Regions from separate parts of the Homo sapiens genome. Here region 1 is linked to region 2. Evidence: chromatin loops called from intact Hi-C (ENCODE). Cell type or tissue: PC-9. All regions are shown on one strand. Links, peaks and the distances in the headings refer to the core of each region. The heading gives the core; the rest is flanking DNA.

The links. Peaks named below come from ENCODE experiments on the same cell type or tissue, not always from the same donor. Only the 100,000 strongest peaks of a DNase experiment are listed, where the experiment ranks them.
Region 1: a loop joins it to region 2, with 14 times the contacts of the local background. A loop is called at or near these places in 1 of 110 quality-filtered maps.

What each region holds. Positions count from the first base shown.
Region 1 is chr4:89,119,562-89,131,773 of GRCh38, forward strand. It overlaps the pseudogene RNU6-907P. Among named protein-coding and RNA genes, the nearest start is that of TIGD2, 14 kb to the left of the region's middle. In PC-9, for the core only: no CTCF peak of the experiment used is centred there; DNase peaks (open chromatin) are centred at 2,650 and 4,090; H3K27ac peaks cover 2,577 bases.
Region 2 is chr4:88,963,097-88,975,308 of GRCh38, forward strand. The region is part of intron 4 of FAM13A (family with sequence similarity 13 member A); the gene reads right to left. Among named protein-coding and RNA genes, the nearest start is that of FAM13A, 88 kb to the right of the region's middle. In PC-9, for the core only: no CTCF peak of the experiment used is centred there; DNase peaks (open chromatin) are centred at 4,905 and 5,165; H3K4me3 peaks cover 1,015 bases; H3K27ac peaks cover 2,753 bases.

The DNA.
Region 1 (12,212 bases), core at 1,013-9,012, 160 kb after region 2:
AAAATAGACTGTGAAAGTGCCATTATTAAAGATACATTAAAGTATGAGAGAAAGATAAATTCTTATAAGAATCTGGGAAGGCTTTTCATCACAAGTAATGTTGTCCATGAAGTAATTAGTTGTGTTTGTGATAGAATAGGGGGTGTCACGTGAAAATCAAGAGTGCAGGTCATGTTCTAGTAACAGACTAATAGAATTGCAATGTGATGCGAGTAAGGTGCAATTAGAAGTAACAGTGTTAAAGTTTGGCAGGGGCCTGAGAGCTTTTTTCCCTCCTGACACCAAATAAATGGTATCTTTTCCAACAACACTTCTCTAACTCTCTGACATCAACTATGTGTCCTACAATTCTGACACTAACTACCCAGAATTAGGATCAGATTCCACAGATTCAAGGGCTCAGTCCTACAAGATTGCCCTCATTTCTGATGCCAGTTGCAAGTATTAGGCCCCCAGATTAGTCAGGCATTCTCCCAATACTTCCTCAGACTTGATAATTTACTAGAATGACTCATAGAACCCAGGAAAATGCTACACTTACTAGTAGTTTATTCTAAAGGATACAAATGAACAAGCGATACATAGGGGGAGGTCTAGAAGGGTCCTGAGTGCAGGCTTTATCCCTTTGGAGTTGGGATGTACCATCCTTCTAGCACGTGGATGTGTTCACCGACTTAGAAGCTCCCTAAACCCCAGAGGCATTATCGATGGCCAAGCTTTTCTTTTGTCCCATATCGATGCCAGGGGTGGTGTGGCTGGCTGCCCTGGGTCCATCACGTTCCTCAGTGGGACCCCTATGGCCAAGGGATTTAGAGTCAGAAGACTTACAGCCAATTCAATGTTTTAGGCCAAATGGGAATGGAGGTGGGCAGGCGCTCAGAAAACTCCTTTAATTAAGCAACATAAGAGACCAAAACCAAAAGCCAAAAAACCAGGTTACAAAATTGACTTGTTTATATCGATAGTGCCTCTGGCATATGTTGACCATAAAAGGAATATGAACTAAAAAAATAAAATCCTAAGCCTCCCGACAGACTGAATGGACCCGCTCTTGGCCAAACGGGATCCCCAAAACCCTGAAAATCTATCAGGGTATGGCAGGAAGTGGGCATTGGACACACCTCATTGTGCCCACCCCCCGCCCTTTGGAATTTAGGCACAAGTGACCACCACTAACATTAAAATAGAGATTATAAGACCGACAAAACCGACTCTTGTAACAACAAAATACCAAATTATAAACAGGACCTAAGACCATGCAGGCAGGGGTTAAGTGATACATGCCTACACTTAAAGAGTAAGCTGGCCGGGTGCGGTGGCTCACGCCTGTAATCCCAGCACTTTGGGAGGCCGAGGCCGGTGGATCACGAGGTCAGGAGATCGAGATCATCTTGGCTAACACAGTGAAACCCCGTCTCTACAAAAAAAAAAAAATACAAAAAGCCGGGTGTGGTGGCGGGCGCCTGTAGTCCCAGCTACTCTGGAGGCTGAGGCAGGAGAATGGCATGAACCCAGGAAGCGGAGCTTGCAGTGACCCGAGATCGCGCCACTGCACTCCAGCCTGGGTGACAGAGCAAGGCTCCGTCTCAAAAAAAAAAAAAAAAAAAAAATAGTAAGCTGTGTTCTAGCTGCTACAAGGGTTTTCTTTTTCCCTAACAGTTAGACAAGCACTGGCCTCAAACTCACTGGCCCCCAGCCCCTGTTCCATCAGCCATAACTACAGATTTAATTAACACGAGACTGACTTTAATAATTTTCACCTGATAGAAGACCACGGACTATGGGCTAGTTCTAGCTGGTTTACAGAAATTGCACACTTGCGTGCCTTTCTGCCCTGAAAAGACCTTTTAATGTATAGGACCTAATTGTAATACGTTTAAATATTAAGTCTCCACCACAAAATAACATGGGTCATATGTTACATGCATATTTGTTGAATGCACATGGGTCAGGACCACCTTCATGAATATTCCTAGCCCCTCCTGCAACCTGTTAAATATGTAAGTTCAGCCAACATGTTGTCATATTCCCACAGGACCTCCAAGCACGATTGATAGGGGAGAATGTGCACTATAATTAAGACTGAGTGGTATGTGTACATCCTAGATAATTCTGGAAACAAATCCTCAGCCCTATGAGACATGCATAAGCAAATTAATGCTATGTCTTATCCCACAATGTCCTAAGTCAGTGGCTCTCCTCATGGTTTGGATCAGGCCCCTCTTGGTGAAAAAAAGTTGCTCATAATTTTAGCCATGATTATAGGGCTAGGTTTATTCTGCTGCTGTAGACTCTATTGCAGTTACACACTCACCATGATGCTCTAGCAGATCTCTTCCTTAAGCCCATGGACTCACAAATATTTTCCACTCCAAGTGGTGAGGTTCCATTCCACTGCACCTTAACTGCACCCCGTTTCAGCAGGAAGTACCTAGATGGAGCACATCACCCCCTTTCCATAGAAATGAAATGGAACTTGACAGTGGGGAGTTGTAACCAAGAGTGTCAGCTTTAAAATGTATTTTAAAGCCTTCCCACTAGCCTTAAAGTGTATTTAAAAGGTTTTTTTCCTTTTTTTTTCTCTCCTTCCCCCTGGACACTGCCTTATACCATGACCTTATGACCAACTTATACATGCTTATCTAACTGTATGCTTGCTTAGAAATTCCAGGGGCTGGCCGGGCGCGGTGACTCACGCCTATAATCCTAGCACTTTGGGAGGCCGAGGTGGGCAGATCACTGGAGATCAAGACCATCCTGGCTAACACCGTGAAACCCTGTCTCTACTAAAAATACAAAAAAAAAAAAAAATTAGCTGGGCGTGGTGGCGGGCGCCTGTAGTCCCAGCTGCTCTGGAGGCTGAGGCAGGAGAATGGCATGAACCCGGGAGGTAGATCTTGCAGTGAGCCGAGCTGAGATCGCACCACTGCACTCCAGCCTGGGGGACAGGGCAAAAAAAAAAAAAAAAAGAAAAGAAATTCCAGGGGCTAATCTTGAAACAGCCCAGGCCTGGAGACCCAGCTGCAGATTACCTCAAGGTGGTTAATCTACAACCTGGTCACAGTCGACATGGGACCAGCTAGTACTCCAGGTGGACAGTAACTCAAGATAGCCATCGGAACAAGACATGCAGACCTGTACTCTATACGATTCCTGCGTGTTTCCCACACCAGGTTTCCCTTTTATAAACCCCTTCAGTCAGCCTTAAAATTTGAGTTATCATTTTGAGACTCGAGTCCGGACATGTCCTCAACTGCTAGCATTTTATTAAAACTGCTTTCCTTTCACCACACTTGGCATCTCATGTATCTGGCTTTTCAAACTGTGAATAGCCAGACCTAAGTTCTGTTATAGGACAATACTTTCACAAGGAAAATGTGTTCCCTACTTTTAGGCAAACGAGAGGAGAGCAGAGGACACTTCCTGCATCTGTTGATTCTCAGTTGCCTTCAGCTCAAATAATCCTTATGCCGAAGTGGCATGTTTTTGGGTGGCATGACCTGAACCCCTTCAGTCCTTAGTAGTTTCTTAGCTTCTCAGAATCACAAATCTTTTTTTTTTTTTCCTTTCCTTTCCGAAATAGCCTGGCTCTTGCAAGTGAAAACCTTGCTTTCCAGATTATTGTTTCTACTGCACTCTTTTTTTTTTTTTTTTTTTTTTTGCCTTTGGTCTACTTTGAAAGTCAAAGCTAAGCAAAGACTTCTTTGTTCTCACCATTATTTGTGTTTTCCCTGAAGCAGTCAAGCTATAGGACAAGAATTACTGGGAATGAGAAGTGTGTTGGCTATTATTTTTAAGATTCTGTATTTTCACCTCAGAAAAAAAAATTATCCCACATTCTATAAATTTGGATCTCCCAGAGATAGAAAGACCACCCAGAGCGTAGAGCCTTCCGTCATCTCAGGGAGAATCCCTCTCCATTATGCATTTTCACTCCCGCTTTCAGCAAGACAAATTCCTCTTTGTTTCACGCACTTCAATTTAGCAAGCAAGCAACTTTTAGCGCTTGTGCAAGTAACCTTTGTATCTCACCCTCTACCCCGGGCAGCTTAGAAAAGACTTTTTTCCTTAACAGACAGTCATCTTAAAAGAATTCTAGAGTCAGCTATTAGAAAAACAAACAAACTTGTTCTCCACTTCCTTATACTCTACCTGTCTGCTCTCCTGTTTCAGTGAATAGAGGAGGCCTCAGAGCTTCATGGTGCTGGATACACCAGTACAGAGTTGTTGAAAGGAAGGAGTCTTCTTTACCTTTCTTAAGGTCTAAGTAACATTGTGAGTGAAAATATCATCAGGCAAAGAATTATCTGTGCATTATGTTAACTTAGTAAAATGTCCTTGCAGGCACAGAAAAACACAAAAGGTCTGGACAGCTTTTTAAAATAAGTAGATTTGTAAATCATTTAAAAGAGGTTGGAAAGTGAAGTCTGATGGGGCAATGGAACACACACTGGGGCTTGAGGCCTAGGTGTACGTGGTCCCTTCTCTTGCCTCTTAGGACCGGCTCTCAGCTGCCAGCTCTGCGACCTTTGTCACTACAGATCCCACCCACCTTTTTTTTTTTTTGAAACGGAGTCTCACTCTGTCACCCAGGCTGGAGTGCAGTGGCGTGATCTTGGCTCACTGCAACCTCCGCCTCCCGGGTTCAGGCGATTCTCCTGCCTAGGCCTCCTGAGTAGCTGGGACTACAGGTGTGCGCAACCACACCTGGCTAATTTTTTGTATTTTTAGTGGAGACCGGGTTTCACCATGTTAGCCAGGATGGTCTCGATCTCCTGACCTCGTGATCTGCCCCCCTCGGCTCCCAAAGTGCCACCCAGCTTCTTTCTCCCCACTCCTGCCTGGTGACCACTGCCAGCTTCCTCCCCTGGCAGGGGCCTGGGCACAAATTCACAGAGGTTGAGGTTGGGCATGTTGCCCAAGGGCATATTGGGTAAGGCATGGCAGGAGGTATTTTGCCCCAGGCTGATAGTGCTGTGGTGCATTAGGTGGGGATTGGCTGGGGTGAGCTGCTCACTCACCCCAATCCAGGTACTGAGCAGCTCTGACAGGTTGTAATCTCTGGGTAGTTACCCATTGCTCTGGGTTGGGAAGGCAGACACATGGGAAGAGGAGATTGGCTTTCCCACCCCCAGCCAGGACAGGGTGCATTATTGTGGCAGTGGACTGCAGGGTGGGCACAGGCACCTGTGAGGGTCTGCACTTGTCCAGCAAATGTACCTGTGCCCAAAGGTGTGTGACATTCAATAGCAAATTTAAAAAACCAGCATGATAGGTCCAAAGAGAGACTGCAGAAGAAAGGGAAATGCTTATATATTACTACCTTTAACAACACCTTTATTTTAAGGGGCCCCATATTTTCATTTTGCACTGGGCCCTGCAAATTAGGTAGCCAACTCTGCTTTCCACTATTTCACATCCCACATTCAGGGAATACAAGTCTCAATATAGAGGACTGTAGAGAGTAAAGGAGAATCAATATGGGTATACAGCCTTCTTACAGCACTGGGAGCAATATATTTGCAGGGTACCATCATTTTCATAAATTGCATTGCAGAGTACTTCAGATTTTTAAAAATAAATTCCCATCCAGCAATTACAGACATAAGAGATCCCACTTTAGTCCAGCATAGCCATACTACACACTGGCTTAGGACATTCATGGCCATCTCTAAATGAGGTCTAGGTAAGAAAGAAAATCTTGGAACACCCAAGTGGATAGTGAGAGGGATAACATTCTATGTACCCTTCAACCAACAAATAAATAATGTACCCTAATAGCTCTGTGTTGGGAGGGAGAAAGGATACAGCCTACGAAAATTATTATGAAAGTTCAGAGTTAAGAGCATGCAGTGGCTTTTCTTTGCAAAACAGAAACAACCTATAGAAAATATGCACTTTTCTTCATTAAGATGCAAAAATACATGGGCTCTATGAAGCAATGCTGAAGATACACATTCAGCAGACTGAGATGGTGAGTTAACCAAAATGAGCAACTTTCCAGGAAAGCAAAAATAGAGTATCAGAATTAAAGTCTTCATTGGAGATGGTAAGGAGCAAGATTAACATTGTAAAATGTTCAATTAGTAATTTTCATGATAAACTGGAAACAATTTCCCAGAATGCAGAAGATAAGGTTGAGAAAAGCAGGTTGGTTGGTTTCCTGTTTGAATATGAACTGGAGGAAGAGAGCAAAAGCCCCTTACTCAAGCTCTAGCTTACCTAACTCTCAGCCAATCAGTAACAAAAGATCCAAGAAGTTATCAAATGCAAGTTCTTAATGGAGGGGGCTAGGGACTTCCTCAGGGATCTGGAGACACTTCAACCCCTTCCTCCTTTTAATGCTAAAAATCTTGCCTGGGGTAGAGATTTATAATACTGAGGATGCATACAATGTATGAAGAAGTATGTTGAGCCACTGCACAAATGCTAGAAAGACTTATATACATGCCCTGATGTAATCCTTCCCTGTAGAAAGGCCCTATAAAACATACCCACACACTATCCTCAGGGATTAACCCATTCCCCTTTCCTTTCAGTGCTGACTCCCTTGTGCGCAAGCTGAATAAAACTCTTTTGTTGCTATGTTTGGTGATCTCTCTTGATTTCTATCATGGGAGAGCTCAAGAACCCAGGGCACCAGTAACAAGGTCACGGAATAAAAATGATGAGGTGACAGAAAGTAAACAACCCAAACTCTAAATTTGCAATAATCAAAATTAAATTCCATTATATGCTTGAACTGAAAATAGGAATAGGTAGTGGGAATACTAATTACTGAATAGCAGAGAATATCAATGGAGAGAGATTGTTCATTTTAAACTATCAAGACAGCTCACAAAGCATCCAGTCAGAAAAAGTTACACACACACACACACACGATCAGTTTGTCTTCAGGTTGCTTTGTAGCTCAAGTGATAGAAGAGACTGATGACTCTCCATAGATTTTAAGGGAGAAGAGTTGTAAGCAAATGATTTTATATCCACCCAGCTTGTTATTCTTGTGTAAAGGCAACAGAAAATTATTGTGTCTTATGCAAGAGTTCAGAGTTCAGCAATTTATCATATCACCCATGTAACCTACCTCAAATTAAAAAACAATATATAAACTCTAGCAGACTAAAAACTGAAAAACACAAGAAACTGTTAGCCTTGTAAAAAATGGCAGTTAGTTTTAAAACCATTTAAATATAGATATCTAATTGTAAGTATAGCTATAAAAGATATATAAAAATAAGAAATGTAAACTATAAAAATATGAAATAAGAAAAATAACTTGGAAAGGAAAAGCCCTTAAAATATAAGCTATGATGATGTTTTGGCAATATTGTCTGAGTATAGAAATCCCAGATTATGTTAACAAAGACCCAGAATGGACTGGGAAAATAAAAGCATGGTAATGTTTTTAACGAACATAGGGAGAGTGAAAAATGTCTAATACTTTGTTCTAGTATTAAGTTAAACCAAAACAGGCCGGGCATGGTGGCTCATACCTGTAATCCCGGCACTTTGGGAGGCCAAGGGGGGCAGATCACTTGGGGTCAGGAGTTCAAGACCAGCCTGGCCAACATGGTGAAACCCCATCTCAAGTAAAAATAGAAAAATTAGCTGGGCATGGTGATGCATGCCTGCAATCCTACCTACTTGGGAGGCTGAGGCAGGAGAATCTCCTGAACCCAGGAGGCAGAGGTTTCAGTGAGCTGAGATCACGCCATTGTACCCCAGCCTGGGTGACAGAGTGAGACTCGATCTAAAAAACAAACAAACAAACAAAACACCATATGCTGTTTACAGGAGACATATCTTAAGCAAAACGCCACACAACATTTTAAAGTAAAGAAAGAACAAATAAACTGAAAGTTAGGAGTGGCAATATACTAACAAAGTAAAATTTTAAGCAAAAAGCAAGTTTGACCAGAATGATTATCTTATATAAATGATAGGCATAATGATGGTGATAATAATAAAGCTGTATTTTATAAATAAAGTAATACTTAAAGGGATAAAGCAAAAATTATTAGTCATATGGGATAAATTGATAGAAACATAAATGTAATGGAATTACTTAACATTCTGTTTTTGACAGATCAAGAAGATAAAAAATAAATGATATAGAGTATTTGAACAATAAACACAGCAAGATCACAAATTTTACCTCATACTACAATTTGGATATGTAATGAGAAATATAATTTCTTTATTTCATTTGTGATTAATCTGGCTTCCTAATACCTGAAGTTCCAATTTGTAACTGAGGGAAGAAGTGTAAATATCTAATCTCTCTTAAGTCTTAGTTCACTCTGATAATTTAAATAGTACTTGTAGGTTCTGTTTAGTGCCTCTCTGATAAAAATATTTGGTCTCTCAAGTGGCTCATGCATTCCCCTAATTTTCTCCTCAAGGCAGCACGTGGGTATATGGAAAAGGGGTGTGCAGCTTCATCAGCCTCTCAGCATTGCCATGAAGGTGAAATCCTCAGGCTCAGGTGCTCTCCTTGAACTCCCCTCTGTTATCTCTGGTCTTTGGAGAAATGTCTGTGCTCTTTCTGGCTGTATACTTGCCCTGCTGACTTTTACCCTTAAAGACTGAACCTGGTGTCAGTAGTGGGTTGGCTTTTCACTGCCTTAGTCACTGGCCATTAGTGACTGCTTAGCTGAGACTGTCTCACCTTGGCTCTCACTGGTGCCGTAAGCCCACTACATGTTTGGGTTTGACTCCCATTTGGCCCTAGCCAGACTACAGCCCTTGACACAGAGCTATCCATTGCATCCCTTGGCCATGGCGAATCCTCTCTAGCAGCTTTCCGAACCTCATCTAATTCTGTGATCCAAGGTGGTTTAGGGAAGCTAAACAGGATGGCCTACCTCTATCTGCCTGTTTTTATAGATGTTAAAAAAATTAGGAGGCCATTAGGCTGCATTCTGGGTTCCTACATAAGCAAACTGAAACCCAACTCAGAGTAACTCAACCAATCAGAAACTGCCAACAAAGCTCTAATTGGGAGCTGTACCAATCAAAAACCTTCAACTAACCTCCAACTAGAGACTCTCCACCTTAAACAGTAAAATAGTTTCTTTGTCTTGCTTTCATGAACCCCCATGTCTCTCTTCATGCCTCCTTGGTGAAGCCCAAACTGCTTGTGATTTGGTGCTACCTGATTCATGAATTGCTGTCTGCTCAAATAGACTCTTTAAAATTGTAACGGCCCTAAGCTTATCTTTTAACACAAGTCAGTTTGTCAAGAATCAACTAGTCAAATGACCAATTGCCAAATTTAATAAATTTACTTATTTACCAGAAACTTGTTTTACTTTCCTATTTCCGAAGGTTACTGCAAACAGTTTTGAAAGTCTATGAAGTTTTAGTTGACAGATTTCCGTTTTATCTTCGTAGCATTTTAAGGAATAACCAGGTGTTGAAACCTGAGTTATAGAGTGGTTTTGGTTTAGTGCATATATCTACTAGTCAGGAAAGTTTATTTCAATATTTTAGCATTTTTAGGACATGGGGTCAATCTTCTCTTATTATTTCTCTGTAATTTCATATTTACAATGAATAAATATCACATTTAGAGTGCTAATCTTAAAACAGAGCTCATTTACCAAAAGCTTGTTCTTTTTCACTTTAATAAATTCTGCTTTGCAGTGCACACTATACATATCAACAGAATAACTTTAAGAATCATACTATTCCTTTAGGGGTTTTTTATGAAAGCCAAAGCATCATAGACCAAAACAAACACAAAGTAAGTAAAGGCTTAAATTCTTAAGAATTTTTATTTAAACAAAGCACTTTTTAAGGCCACTGATGTTTATTTTTCAAATTCCGTGTGGTGATTTGTGGGGGACAGGAATGCAGATTATGAAAATGCTAGCCTTTGTCAGCAAGATACATAGCACAAAGTCAAGAGCCATCTACCTAGTAAATGTTGGTAAGAACCTTCATATGCTGTGAACTTTTATGATGTTACATAGAACATTGAAATTCAACCAATATGGCAGGCATTCATAAACTGTTGATGAGGTAGTTGACTAGATTGACAAAAGAGAAAGAAAGGTTAGAGCTAGAAAGTCAGATCTGGAATTCAGCCACATAGAATTGCTAGTTTAAATCATGAAACTGGCTATGATCACTGAAGAAGAATGTAAGAAGTGAAAATGTCAAGAATTGAACTTTCAATACCTACGCTTAAAGAGTTTACCAAGACACATAAAGGCATAGGAGTGACAGGAAGGAAAAAAGTGAAGGGAATATAAATAGAAAAATACAGAGAAGAAACAAAGATAACCCCAGAGAACCTAGAGATAGAAATTGAGAAGACACACGTAAGTGAGAGGCAGAAGTGTAAATGTTTGAAGAAGTAATAAAAGAGGGATTTGAAATGCAGAGAGAGAGGGAGAACAGTTCTCTGTCCTTTGAGGGAGAAGCTTGGAGAAGGAGAATGATGAAATGTACTTCTTACAATCATTGTCTTCAGCTTCACTTATTTGTCAATGCCCTTAAATGAGGTATGTACACATAGCAGAGCTGTAATAAAAAGCAAGATATTCAAAAGCAGTTGGAGATTGTTTAGCTTCCTATTTCTAAATTTCCCTACTCCAGTTAAGCCAGCTTATTCTCATCGTGGGCACTATCTGACACTCTAAACCTAGATTTGGTTCTAGAATACTCACCTTAGGCAGCTAATTGTAACACTTTCTCTTGAGGCCATTTTTATTGCCATTCTTCTAAACATAACCTTATCTTCTTTTGTGGCTGACAGTTTCCCTCTTTTCTTCTTTGCTCTTGCTACTCTTCATTGTATCATTCATTTTAGCACTTTTTTGAATACCTACAATGTGCCCTAACAAATTTAAGGTCCAGGACAGGAGGGACCTTAAATGCCTTGGCAATTTTGTTACACAGTCCCTGAACAGTCCTGGCAGATAGAACATGTTCAATAAATATTGGTTGATTGAATGAATTAGCACAATATTGAGCACTATATACATGATTAAGATAAAAGTTCTATTCTCAAAGAATTTACAATAAAGGAGTAGGAGAGCATCATTTATTCAAATAACTACAGTAAATAATTGCTTAATAAAATCAATGCAATAAGAGACTGTCTAGGAGTGTGGGCTCATGGAAGCCAGGGAAGAGTACATTTCAGGAAAAAGAAGGGATAAGGACTAAGAAAAGTCGATTGGATTTAACAAGAAAGTCATTGACCACCTGTACAGAAGATTAGATTCCTTGAATGACGCTTGTGCTGAAAACAACTAAAAATGCTAGATAAAATATTTAAAAAGTGCTCACTTTGGCAGCACATATACTAAAATTGGAACAATACAGAGAAGACTAGCATGGCCCTGTAAATTAAAATTTAAAAAAAGAGAAAACGCTATCATTTTAAATGTATCACTGAGCTGACAAAAAAGTATAGAATCTGCATAGGTTAAAACAAGTAGAAGTGAAAATCATTGCCATTTTATATAAAATACAAACACACACACATACACATATAACTTACCTCTGTTGGAAGTCAGAGTATAATTATTCCTGATAGAGTTAGTGGCTGCAAAGGAGATTGAGGGAAGGATTGCTAATGTTCCTTCTCTTGATTTAGCTGGTGGTTATGTAGAAGTATTCAGTAGTGAAAAATTCATCCAGCTTTCACATATACTCAGAATATTTGCACTGCTTTGTGCTTTTTTTCAGTAAAAGTTTACTTTTTTTTTTTAAGTTAAAAAAACCACAAAAAAAGTGGGTAGACTAGGCTGTAAGTGATACCCAAGCTGGCTTTTGACTGGAGGTTATATGCCCAATCCTGGTAATTTTCAGATTCTGTTTTGATGGCTGTGGGAGTTACTAGGGAACTATAATTTAGAGCCTGTCCAAGATGGAAATGCAGGAGGAAGTCTCCTATAAGGTTGAGACCACAAAAGACTACACAGTGAAAGAGAATTAGAAATAAACTTGTAGCACAGGAGAGGCAGCAAGACAATGTTCTTGTCTTAAGCTTGGCTTTTGGTGGGAGGAATAAAAACATCTTGCCTGAGAATTTGAAAATGGGAACCTGACTGCAGGTAGATTTGCACTGTGAACTTAACTCTAGGTGTTGTTCCCAAACCATCAAGCTGAGCATTTAATTTAAGATGGTAGTGCTTGCAGGAGATTGGTAGGAGTAAACCCAAATCCTCTCTGAAGGAACACAACTTTTATATGGGCCT
Region 2 (12,212 bases), core at 2,038-10,037:
AAGTATCATTTTTATGAAACTAATGTTACTTAAAAAAAATTTAAAATTGATGAGGTTATATGCTTCTGTGAAGCTTAACAATGTGATAACGGTGTCATTAACACACCCAGACCCAACAAACAACTTTTAATAAGATATTCCCTTGCTTTACAACAATGGGTTGGCCACCCAAAGAGAGATTACTAAGAGTTTCATTTAAAATCTTTTTTTTTTTTTTTTGAGACTGAGTTTCGCTCTGTCGCCCAGGCTGGAGTGCAGTGGTGTGATCTCAGCTCACTGCAACCTCCATCTCCCAGGTTCAAGCGATTCTCATGCCTCAGCCTCCCTGGTAGCTAGGATTATAGGCACCTGCCACCATGCCCAGCGAATTTTTGTATTTTTATTAGAGACGGGGTTTCATCATGTAGGCCGGGATGGTCTCGAACTCCTGACCTCAGGTGATCCACCTGCCTCGGCCTCCCAAAGTGCTGGGATTACAGGCATGAGCCACTGCACCCAGCCCATTTGAAATCTTTTTAGTAGGGATGAGATAATACCTCTATAGAATGGCTGCAAATTTCCCTGGAGTAATAAGACAAGGGTCTCTTTTCAAAGACTTTTAAAAACCACCACAATTATATTTAATAGCTCCTTGTTTATATATTTTAGGGACCAGTCTATTAGTTGCTGCTAAAACTTATAAATAATATGGTAAGATACTTGTATTATTTGAAACATACTATACTCAATTTAAGAGTGTTTCAAGCTTGCAGGCACCCACTTTACTTAAGTACCAGTGTAAACAGGTCAGCTGATGGGTGTGTCACTGAAGAAATGAATGTTCAGTGTAAACAGTTTGGGGTACAGTACACTCCTCAGGCAGGTCCCACTGAACAATAGCACTAAAGAAAAAGAAAAGTTGTAAACAACTCCCCATGCGCCAAAAAACTCAACAGGTTTGACTTCATTTAACCCAAGCAAAAACTTCTGAACAGTCAACATAAAGTAGCTGCAATCTGCCTAGTTAGATTAGGCAATAGGATGTAGTCACAGAGTGGATCTGCATTTCTTTCATACGGCTGAGAATAATGAGAAGAGTTAACTTAATGTATATGTAAACAGCTGGCTCAATTCAGTCCAAGAAATATTTACCAAACACTTATTGCTTTCTTTGCCTGTGGGAAGTACTTCAGAGAATACCATGGGTAAGGGCAAGATAGCCTCTCCCCTAAAGGAGCTTATATTATGGTATAAATAACATAATTAATAGAATGTTTCTATAAGAAAGATACAAACTAATGCAGGTAGGTCATTGTGTATTTTTGGAGGTAGTCTGTTGTTTTGGGATTAAAAAAATATTATTAGGAAAGACCTCCTAGAGGAGGTAGTATTTGATATAGGATTTAAGGACTGGGTAGCATAATTATTAAACTAGATTTTTCTGGAAATTTTTTTTTTTTTACACAGCACCATCTAGTCATAATGAATCACCACACTAGCACATAATGAATCATAAACTAACATGTAATGAATCACCAAACTAACATACACTCTGCTCTTTTTTTTTTTTTTTTTGGAGTCTCACTCTGTCACCCAGGCTGGAGTGAAGTGGTGCTACCTTGGCTCACTGCAACGTCCACATCCCTGGTTGAAGTGATTCTCCTGTCTCAGCCTCTGGAGTAGCTAAGATCACAGGCACGCACCACTGCACCCAACTAATTTTTGTGTTTTTAGTAAAGACAGGGTTTCACCACATTGGCCGGGCTGGTCTCGAACTCCTGACCTCAAGTGATTCGTCCGCCTCGGCCTCCCAAAGTGCTGGGATTACAGGCGTGAGATACCGCGCCCGGCCCACTCTGCTCTTCTTGATAAGACAAAATATATAATAGAAAATCTAAAAAGATATATTTGTGTGCTGGTATTAGTTTTCTTAAGGCCTCTTCTGACATAATGGGGGGAAAATCACACAGTACAACTCTACATCTTTTACGTCTTCTTTCCTTTTATAATTGAACAGGCAAGACTAAGGCAAGACCTTACCAAATATGATAAATGGTACAATTTGAGCAGCTGTAGCATTCCTGTTACAGACAATGAGCATTAGGCCATTCCTCACCAAGTGGAAGAAACAGTGCCTTTCACTGAGAGAGAGACATAGAAAGGAAAGGCATCTGCTGATTACTCATGAACTATATAAGGTGATCCAAAGTAGACTCTGGGTTTGTTGCTGTGCAGACAGCACTCCCAACTCTAGGATGGTCCTCTATCAACAAGAACACAGCAGACTTCTCTCAATTAAACAAAATGTTCTTCTTTACATTACAAAGGTCAGACATCGGGACAGAATGGAAAGCAAGTATCAATCCACTTAAAATCTCATGAAGGAAGAAAAAAATGTTCAAATCACAAATTTTGTGATTTAAATACTGAATACCTAAAACACTGAAAAGAAACCTGAAAACAGGCAAAACTATCTTATATGTAGTTTTTTTAAGTTAAAAAAAAACAAGATGAAATTTGCCATCTTAATAATTTTTAAGCGTAGAGTTCAGTAGTCTTATTTATATCCACATCGTTGTATGACAGATCTCCAGAACATTTTCATCTTGCAAACTTAAACTCCATATCCATTAAACATATCTCCTTTTTCCACTCCCCCAGCCCCTGCTAACCACCATTCTACCGTTTCTGTGAATCTGACTACTTTAGATACTTCATATAAGTGGAGTCATACAGTATTTGTCTTTTTGTGACTAGCTTAGTTCACTGAGCATAACGTCGGCAAGGTTCGTCCATGTTGTAGTATGTGACAGGATTTCCTTTTTGAGGCTGAATAATACTCTCTTGGTTGTATATACTACATTTGTTTACCCATTCATCCATCCATGGACACTTGGATTATTACCATCTCTTGGCTATTGTAATGCAGCTATGAACACAGGTGTGCAAATCTCTCTTTGAGACCCTTCTTTCAACTCTTTTGGATATATTTACCCAGAAGTGGATCATGTGGTAGTTCTATTTTTAATTTTTGGAGGAATGAGGTGAAGACATGTTATGTAGTTTTTGACCACTAATGTGATTTTTGAAACTGGACTATTTATTAAATTCTAATTAGTTAGAAAAACAGTATAATATAGATTAATTCTGGGTGATTGCTTTTCCCAAAATAAATAAACATTAGACCCTTGTGAGCTACATCCCTCCCTCCTTTTCCCAGAGTATTAGAAATAAAACTGATCCTTCATATTCACTCATTCCTTCTTTGAACAAACATGCACTGAGAGCCTACTATATGGCAGGGACTATGTTCTAGGCGTTGGCACCAGAAAAACTAAACTAAATTGAAGTTTCACCTGTCCTCTCTTACCTTTGACCTTTTTCCTGCTATAGCCAAATAAGTAAAGCATTAGCAGAACCATGGTTAATCCTTTTTGCCTGGAGGTTGGACTATCCTAAATATGCCCAACAGAAAGCTATTTTATTTTTTTCATTTCATTTATTACCTACTTTCTTATTAATTAAGTCTAGGATGTAGGTTCAACTAAAGTTGAATCCCCGGCAGTCAGTTACAATGGTCATTATTTTTAGACCTGAGAATAGTCCATAGAATAGTTCTATTCTATGTTAAGAGGAATCACATTAATAGCCTCTTCCAATGAACTACCAAAATAAGTTCATAAAATTAAATCAGAAATGTTATATTGAATTAAATGTCACTAGCTTAGCTCATGCAAAATGAAACACTCCACTCACTAAACTAGGATGGAGACATTTAACCTCCTAGAAAATTGTTATCCTTTCTCTTCAGTATTCTTGAACTTGATACCTGGTCTCAATATTCTCTAACCCAGGCTCTGCTATGCTTTGCAATTATAGTATAGATGTAAAGAATTCAGGCTCTGAGTCTTCTCTCTAGGTTCAAATCTTGGCTCTTTACTAGCCGCATGCATTGTGAAAGTTACTTAGCTCACATGGTCTATTTCTTCATTTATAAATGTGAAATAATAGTACCTAACTTCTAGGGTTGTTATTAGGATGAAATAAGATAGTACATGTAATTTCTTTAGAACAGTACCTGACATAACAATAAACACTGTTACCTGTGATTATTATAATGATTATTTATTTGTATAGTGTTTCTGTGTGTTTTCCTCCACAAGCTCACTGAGAGCAGGCAGTACGTCTCTCTGATTTATCTACTATACATTTGGTGCACAGTATGGTGAGAATAACTGAACTGCTGATTAAAGTCTGATTAAAGAGTCAGTGAATGAATAATCTCATTTCCCTACACAATCTTATTTAATTTTTTAAATGAGAGCTTTCCCATGACAATCATTATTTTATATGTGATCATCTGCAGTCTAGATAAAATACACCAAATTCGTTTATGAGCACGTTTATTGGTAAGTTCCATGTGGAACATTTTAACTCTTGTAGTGGGTAGCTGCAAATATATTCAGGGTCTTCATATTTATCTTAATTTATAATGTGAGCCCATTGTGGGATGCGGCTTAAGGAGAGTAGCCTTATCTTTGCTCATCATAGAAATGAGAGAGAATTCCATGTGCCTTACAACACAGAAAAGATGCCCGGCAAGAGCAATGGGTAGAAAACTCAGTGGGTCAAGCACTGTACCATCATAATTAGAAAAACAAATAAACCAAACTTTAATCAGCAGTTCAGTTATTCCCACTGTGGGCAGGAGGTTGGTAATGGGGACAGAGAGGAAGGGAAATTCTTTTGGAGATGAAATCAGTTGATACTTGTTTATTACCAGGAGTTCCATGCTTGTTTTTCCGGGTATCACGTCTCTTAAACAGTGCCTAGTGCTGCCATGTGGAGGACACTGGCTGAGTGAGACAGGCTGTGGTGGTAGTGTGTGTGTGTTTACTTTCCACAATTACAGTCCACAGTCATACTGACTTTTCCTGTTTATCCCTTTCCACAGAAGACCTGCCATAATTTGCAGAGTCTAGCAAGTAGTTAGAAAGGTTTGTTGACTAAATGTGGAAGATTGGTAAGCCTCTGGGTACAATGGCCAAGAAGAGAAGATAAAAAGAACTATTTGCATTATCTCTGATACAAAGCACCCGCCTCAGGGACTTGAATATCCTAGTTATTAAAACTGCATTCAACTCTTGGCCACATCACCTACTTGGAAACAAAGGTCATCATCTGATTAAGAAATACTTTTCCTCCTGTTTGCTCAGAACACACCTTCTAAAGTTTCAACTTTGCAACACTTATGTTCTAAACAATTAGGGATAAAAGTAGAGGCCAAACAACCATTGTTTTCCAACATAGCAAGTACAAAAATATATAATCAGTAGCAAGGTAAAATTGACTCTGAAAAAAGCTTTCAAATTCTTTCTTCGCTATGACCGAGAATCAGGAGGGGATACAGTAATTACTTACTCTACAATGATTTTGTTTTCAGTTTAGAGTACTTGGCAATTGTTCATAATCTTTTTTTCTGCCCTATATGCCCCAGAGGATATACACTGTTCTTTCTTAATAACAAGGGAATCATAGACAATAATTTCCAAAAGTGTTTTGGACGTTTCTATTCCATTAATCCCCTTTTCTCCCACCCCACTTTCTTCCTTTTTTTTTACTTCATGTTCCTGCCCTGTTCTCCATATCCAGCAAAATAGGTATTTAAACAAAATAGACAGAAGAGCTTAAATCATTGCCTGAATTTTTTTTAAAGGACAGAGTGGCATTAATTTTGCCTCCACATTCATTCTCAAACTATTATTCATTTTTCAACAGAAATGCCTATAACGCTGTTAGGGATTTTGGGGTCACATAAAGGAATACAACCAGCTTCTTCTATCAAAGGAGATACACTTTAACTAAGGGGGTATGAAATATTTGTAAGGAAATTAAATACTAATATCATCAATTTAAAAGATGTTCCAAAGAGGTCATATCATTGAATGCTATTAAGTCTTTAGTGACAGTATTAACTAACATTAAAAGACACATAATTTCCATCTCAGATTATCAAATCAAATCAATTTCTCAAAAATCTCACAAAAAAACAAAATCTCACAAGTCACCACTAAAGAACTTACTCATGTAAGCAAACACCATCTGTTTCCCCAAAACCTATGGAAATAAAAAATTTAAAAGAAAAAGATAAGACTCCAGGATAATTTTCATAATTTCTGTGTTAAATATACGAAGCTGGGGTCAGAAAAGTGACTTGTCCAGGCAGCACAGATTTTCAGTGGCAAAGATGGGACTGAAGTCCAGGATCTTGATTGTTTGCCAATACAGGATGAAGAGCTCATGTGTAGAAATGATCAGGAGAGGCTTCCTAGGTGATGAATGCAAGCAGCTTGGCTCTAAAAGATGGCTACCAGATAAACTCATAGACAGGTTCAGGTAGAAGGTCAGGATGGGAAAATAAGGGCACCCTGATTGGAAGAAACATGTGAACAATGCATATAAGTGAATTTCCTATCATTTTCCAAAACCACATATCTATTCTATTTCTGGAACATGCCAAGCTTATCCTCATCTTTGAACTTTTGCACTGAACATTTTCTCTACCTGGAAACAAAACAAAAGGTAACATTTACTGAGTGTATACTATGTACAGGTACTTTACATGTTTTAATTCATTTAATCCTCCAGTCTTTATCATGTGGGCACCATTATTTTGCTCTTATTACTTTACTTATTACAGAGGAGGAAACAAACTCAGAAAGGCTGAGAAAACTGTCCTAGGGCATAGAGATAGTGAATGCCAGAGCCTGGACTGGAATCCAGTCAGTCTAGTGCTGAAGCCTATGCTCTGAAGTGTTTTCTAGCCTGCTCACATTTCTGCTCTCTGTAGGGCTGACTTCTTCTACTTTAGATCTCAGCATCGATATCAGTTCTACAAAAAGACAATCTCTGGATTCCCAACCAAAACTGGTCACCCAGCCTCTTGCTATCACATCACCCTATTTCAGTCATAAAACAGTGCTGGTCATAGAGAAGGCACTCAATAAATATCTGCTGAATGTATGAGGATTATGAAAAGCTTATTACAGTTACTAGAATTTTAGCACTAGACAGTCCCCTTGAAAAAGTATATTTCATCTTCCTTGTTTACATCTGAGAAAACCTGGATGAAAAGACATAAAACTTAAATGAGTAACTTCCAAAATCTACCTCAGCCCCCAGATATTCCTCTAATATAATATAATTACGGTTGCCCATCTTTAGATTCTTATGGATGGCTCCTGGAAAATAGTAGAGGAGATGAGGCTATACAAGCACCAAATCATTAAAGGCTTTGAATGCCATGGAAAAGAAAATATCACTAAATAAAGGTCTTGGAAACAAGAGAGAGATGATCTGAGAGAGAGAGATATATATATATATGATACATAATAATCAGATATATATCAGATATATAGATACACTATATATATTTGATAGATGATATATTTGATATATCTATATAATACATATCTGATATATCTATATTTTAGCCTTAATAAATTTCAAAAATTGAGTATTATATAGACTGATCTTCAATTAGAAAGAAATTAAAATTTAACAAAAAGTAAACAACTATATATTTGGAATAAAACACACTGCTAAATAACGTAGAGGTTAAAGAAGAAGTCATAATTGAAATTTTAAAAAATTTCAGAACTCAGTGATAATGAAACAAGAGATAGCAAACTCTGTGGGACAGATGGCTTAATACGTTAGAAAATGAACCAAAAAATAAACCCAAAGAGAGGGATAATAAAAATGAGATGAAATTAATGACTTGGAAATAATAACACAGTAGGAAAAAATGATCAAAGCCATAAATTAGTTCTTTGAAAAAGCACAGAAGTTGGCCGGGTGCAGTGGCTCACGCCTGTAATCCCAGCACTTCGGGAGGCCGAGGCGGGTGGATCATGAAGTCAGGAGATCAAGACCATCCTGGCTAACATGGTGAAACCCCATCTCTACTAAAAATACAAAAAATTAGCCGGGCGTGGTGGCGGGCGCCTGTAGGCAGGAGAAGCTGAGGCAGGAGAATGGCATGAGGCAGGAGAATGGCATGAACCCGGGAGGCGGAGCTTGCAGAGAGCCGAGATCGCGCCACTGCACTCCAGCCTGGGCGACAGAGTGAGACTCTGCCTCAAAAAGAGAAAAAGAAAAGGCACAAAAGTCATCAAAGGGAAAATTTAGTTAATAGAAGGCTACCTTGTATTAGGGCTTAGTAACTGTCTTTTGGATAACAACAAATGAACAAACTGTCTTCTCTCAAGTGATGCTTTTCGTTTTCATTCAAGCATGTATTTGGCAGTCTTCATAGACTTTTAGGTATATTTTTATTATTTACTTTTTAGAATTATTAAAATAATGAACTGTTCTGAAAGACTGGGACTTTTTAAAAATGGCTCTGGGACCCTTTCTTTGCTAAATACATGAATTTTAAATATTTTTCAAGTTGGGGTCTCACTCTGTCACCCAGGCTAGCATGCAGTGGCATGATCATGGCTCATTGCAGCCTTGAACTCCTTGGCTCAAGAGAACCTCCTGCCTTAGCCTCCCAAGTAGCTGGGACTATAAGAACACACCACCACACCCAGCTTTGTTTTATTCTTTACTTTTAAGAGACAGAGTCTCACTGTGTTGCCCAATCTGGTCTCAAGCAATCCTGGCCTCAAGCAATCCTCCCACCAGCCTTCTGAGTTGCTGAGATTACAGGCATGAGCCACCGCTCCTGGAACACTTCTACTATTTTTAATATCAAATTACTGCAAGGAAAAGGAAACTAGTTGAAACCCTAACATAATGAGAATATAAAGAAAACTTTAATTTACACATATCAAATTTAGAAGACCAGACTGCTGCCACAGTTCAAAACTTTTCTACATCTCCTTCAATAACAATAATCCTATTTCTTTGCTGCTTGTATCATTTGTGTCATTCATGTCATTTATACGTGAGCATACATAAACACATATATATACATAATTAAATATATTGTTACTATTATTATTTTGAATAAACTGTTATCCATTAGATAAGAAAAATATTTTTTTTTACCCTAACTCATTCCTTCTGATGCTCTTCCTTTCTTTATGTAGATCCAAGTTTCTGACTTACACCATTTTCCTTCTCCCTAAGAATTTTTAACATTTCTTGCAAAGCAGGTCTACTGTCAACAAATTCCCTCAATTTTTGTTTGTCTGAAAAAGTTTCTGCTTCTCCTTCACTTTTTTTTTTTTTTTTTTTTGAGACAGAGTCTTGCTCTGTTGCTCAGGCTGGATTGCAGTGGTGCGATCTCGCCTCACTGCAACCTCTACCTCCCAGGTTCAAGCAACTCTCCTGCCTCAGCCTCCTGAGTAGCTGGGACTACAGGTGCGTGCCACCACGCCTGGCTAATTTTGGTATTTTAGTAGAGACAGGGTATCACCATGTTGGCCAGGCTGGTCTCAAACTCCTGACCTCAAGTGACCCACCTACTTTGGCCTCCCAAAGTGCTAGGATTACAGGTGTGAGCCACTGCACCCAGCCCCTCCTTCACTTTTTTTTGGGGGGGAGAACAGAGTCTCACTCTGTTGCCTAGGCTGGAGTGCAGTGGTGTGATCTTGGCTCACTGCAGCCTCTGCCTCCCAGTTCAAGAGATTCTTGTGCCTTAGCCTCCCAAGTAGCTGGGACTACAGGTGTGCACCATCACACCTGGCTAATTTTTGTATTTTTTGGTAGAAATGGGGTTTCACCACATCAGCCAGCATGGTCTCGAACTCCTGACTTCAGGTGATCCACCTGCCTTGACCTCCCAAAGTACTGGGATTACAGGCGTGAGCCACCGTGCCTGGCCTCCTTCACTTTTGGGTATAATTTTATAGGGTACAACGTTCTACTTTAAGGATTGTCTCTCAACACTTTAAATATTTTATCCACACTCTTCTTGCATGCATTGTTTCAGAGAAGTCAGATGTAGAGCTTACCTCTTTGCTCCTCTATAGGTAAAGTGTTTTATTCTTCTGGCTTCTTTCAGAACTTTTGATCTTCTGCAGTTTGAAATGACAAGCCTAGGCATAATTTTTTTTTTTTTTTTTGTCATTTATCTTGCTTGGTATTCTCTGAGCTTATTGGATCTCTGGTTTAGTGAATGGAAATTCTCAGTCATTATTGTTTCAAATATTTCTTCTGTTCCTTTCTCTATTTCTTCTACTTCTGGGATTCTAATTATGTGTATGTTATATCTTTTACAATTATACCACAGTAATTGGATATTCTATTCCATGTTTTTCAGTATTTTTTCTCTTCACTTTTCAGTTTTGGAGGTTTCTATTGAAATGCCCTCAAGCTCAGAAATTCTTTCCTCAGCCATGACCAGCCTACTAATGAGCCCTTTAAATGCATTCTTCATTTCTGTTTCAGTAATTTTGATTTCTAGCATTGCTTTTGGTTCTTTCTTAGAATTTCCATCTCTCTGCTTACAATCCCTTCTGTTCTTGCATTCTGTCTACTTTATCCATTAGGGCCCTTATCCTATTGTTTTAAATCATAGTATGATAATTCCAACATCCCTGCCTTATCCAAGTCTGATTTTGATGCTTGCTCTGCCACTTTAACCTATGTTTTTGTTTCTTTTAGTCTGCTTTGTGATTTTTTTCATGATGGCTGGACATGATGTACTGGGTAAAGGGAACTGCTGTAAATTGGCCTTTAATAATGTGATGTCAAGGTACTAGGAGAGGGGAAGAGTTCTACAGCCCCATGATTAGGTCTGTCTTTTAGTGAGCCTGTGCCCCTCAACTGTAAACTTCACAAGTGATTCTCAGTTTTTCCTACCCATACATGGGACAGGATGACTGGATGGGGCTGGAATTGGGTATTTTCCTTCCCCCAGGTCAGTTAGGCCCTGAGAAATCCCTGGCAGGTTAGGCTCTGGTTAAATAGCTTTCCTCGAAGGCAACCCTTTAAGAGCAAAATGCTCTAGTATATTTCAAATTGGTTCCTTTTCTCCTCCCCATGTCAGAAGCATGAAGGGATTTTTCTCCAGTATTCACTGTGAGAATCGGGTAGAGTTTCAGGAGGCAAAACTCCCAAAATTATGGAGTTCTCCAGATGACTCAGTGGCCCTAGAGTTAACTGACAGACTTATCCACCGGGAGCTTCCAGCAATTTGTCAATTACAGTTCAGGTTGTTCTACCCTTCCTTGCTGGTTTCCACTGGGGCAAATAGTGATTCTCTGTATCTGCCTGTCTGTCTGACCAATTTTGGGGCACTTGTTTTTCCTGTGACCTCAACACTCTTCCAAATCTAAGAAGTGTTGTTGATTTTTCAGTTTGTTCAGCTTTTTACTTGTTGTTAGGAACGAGTGGTGATTCCAAGCTCCTTAAATGCTAGACCAGGAACCAAAAGTCACCTGATTTATTTTTTAATTTTTAATTTTTTTGAGACAGACTCTCGCTCTGTCGCCCAGGCTGGAGTGTAATGGCGTGATCTTGGCTCACTGCAACCTCCGCCTCCTGGGTTCATGCAATTCTCTGCCTCAGCCTCCCGAGTAGCTGGGATTACAGGCACCCGCCACCATGACCGGCTAATTTTATATTTTAAACATAATGCAGTGTGGATTTGGATTTGGGTTGGTGAGACCAAAGAGGGGAAACTAGTTAAGAAGTTATCAAAGAGGGGAAACTAGTTAAGAAGTTATCAAAACCAGAAGAAAGAGATGAAGAGAGCTTGGGGTCTGCGGAATGCACTAAAATGGGGAGAGTTCAGAGTTAGGTAAGTTTGAATGAAATACAAGCTAGTTCTCGGGCATAGACATTCATAGTCAGCACAGTTAGCATCTCTATTATTAACACCACTGCAGCACTTATCACAACTGTAATTCAGTAATTACATAAGGAGCCTTCTTCCCCAAAGGCATGAACCATGTTGTTTGGCTGACATCTGGGATACTGCCTGCTGGCATACAGTATGTACTCAAAAAATATTTGGTAATTTAATACATTTACCAAATAAGTAAATTAATGATAAAACTTGTAGAAAAATAAAATCATATAAAAATCTAAACGCTCAAAAGAAATTCACATATCACCTAGTAGAAAATAGAGGGTTAGAAAAATTGTGTGACTTTCTTAAAGTCACAAAGCTGATTCGTAACAGAGGGCAGAGCAGAATCCTGTTTCCCCAAGATTGAATCTCCATAGTAACCTTGTCGGAGAAAATAAAAGATAGCTGTGCAAGTAGAAGGTAGACACAG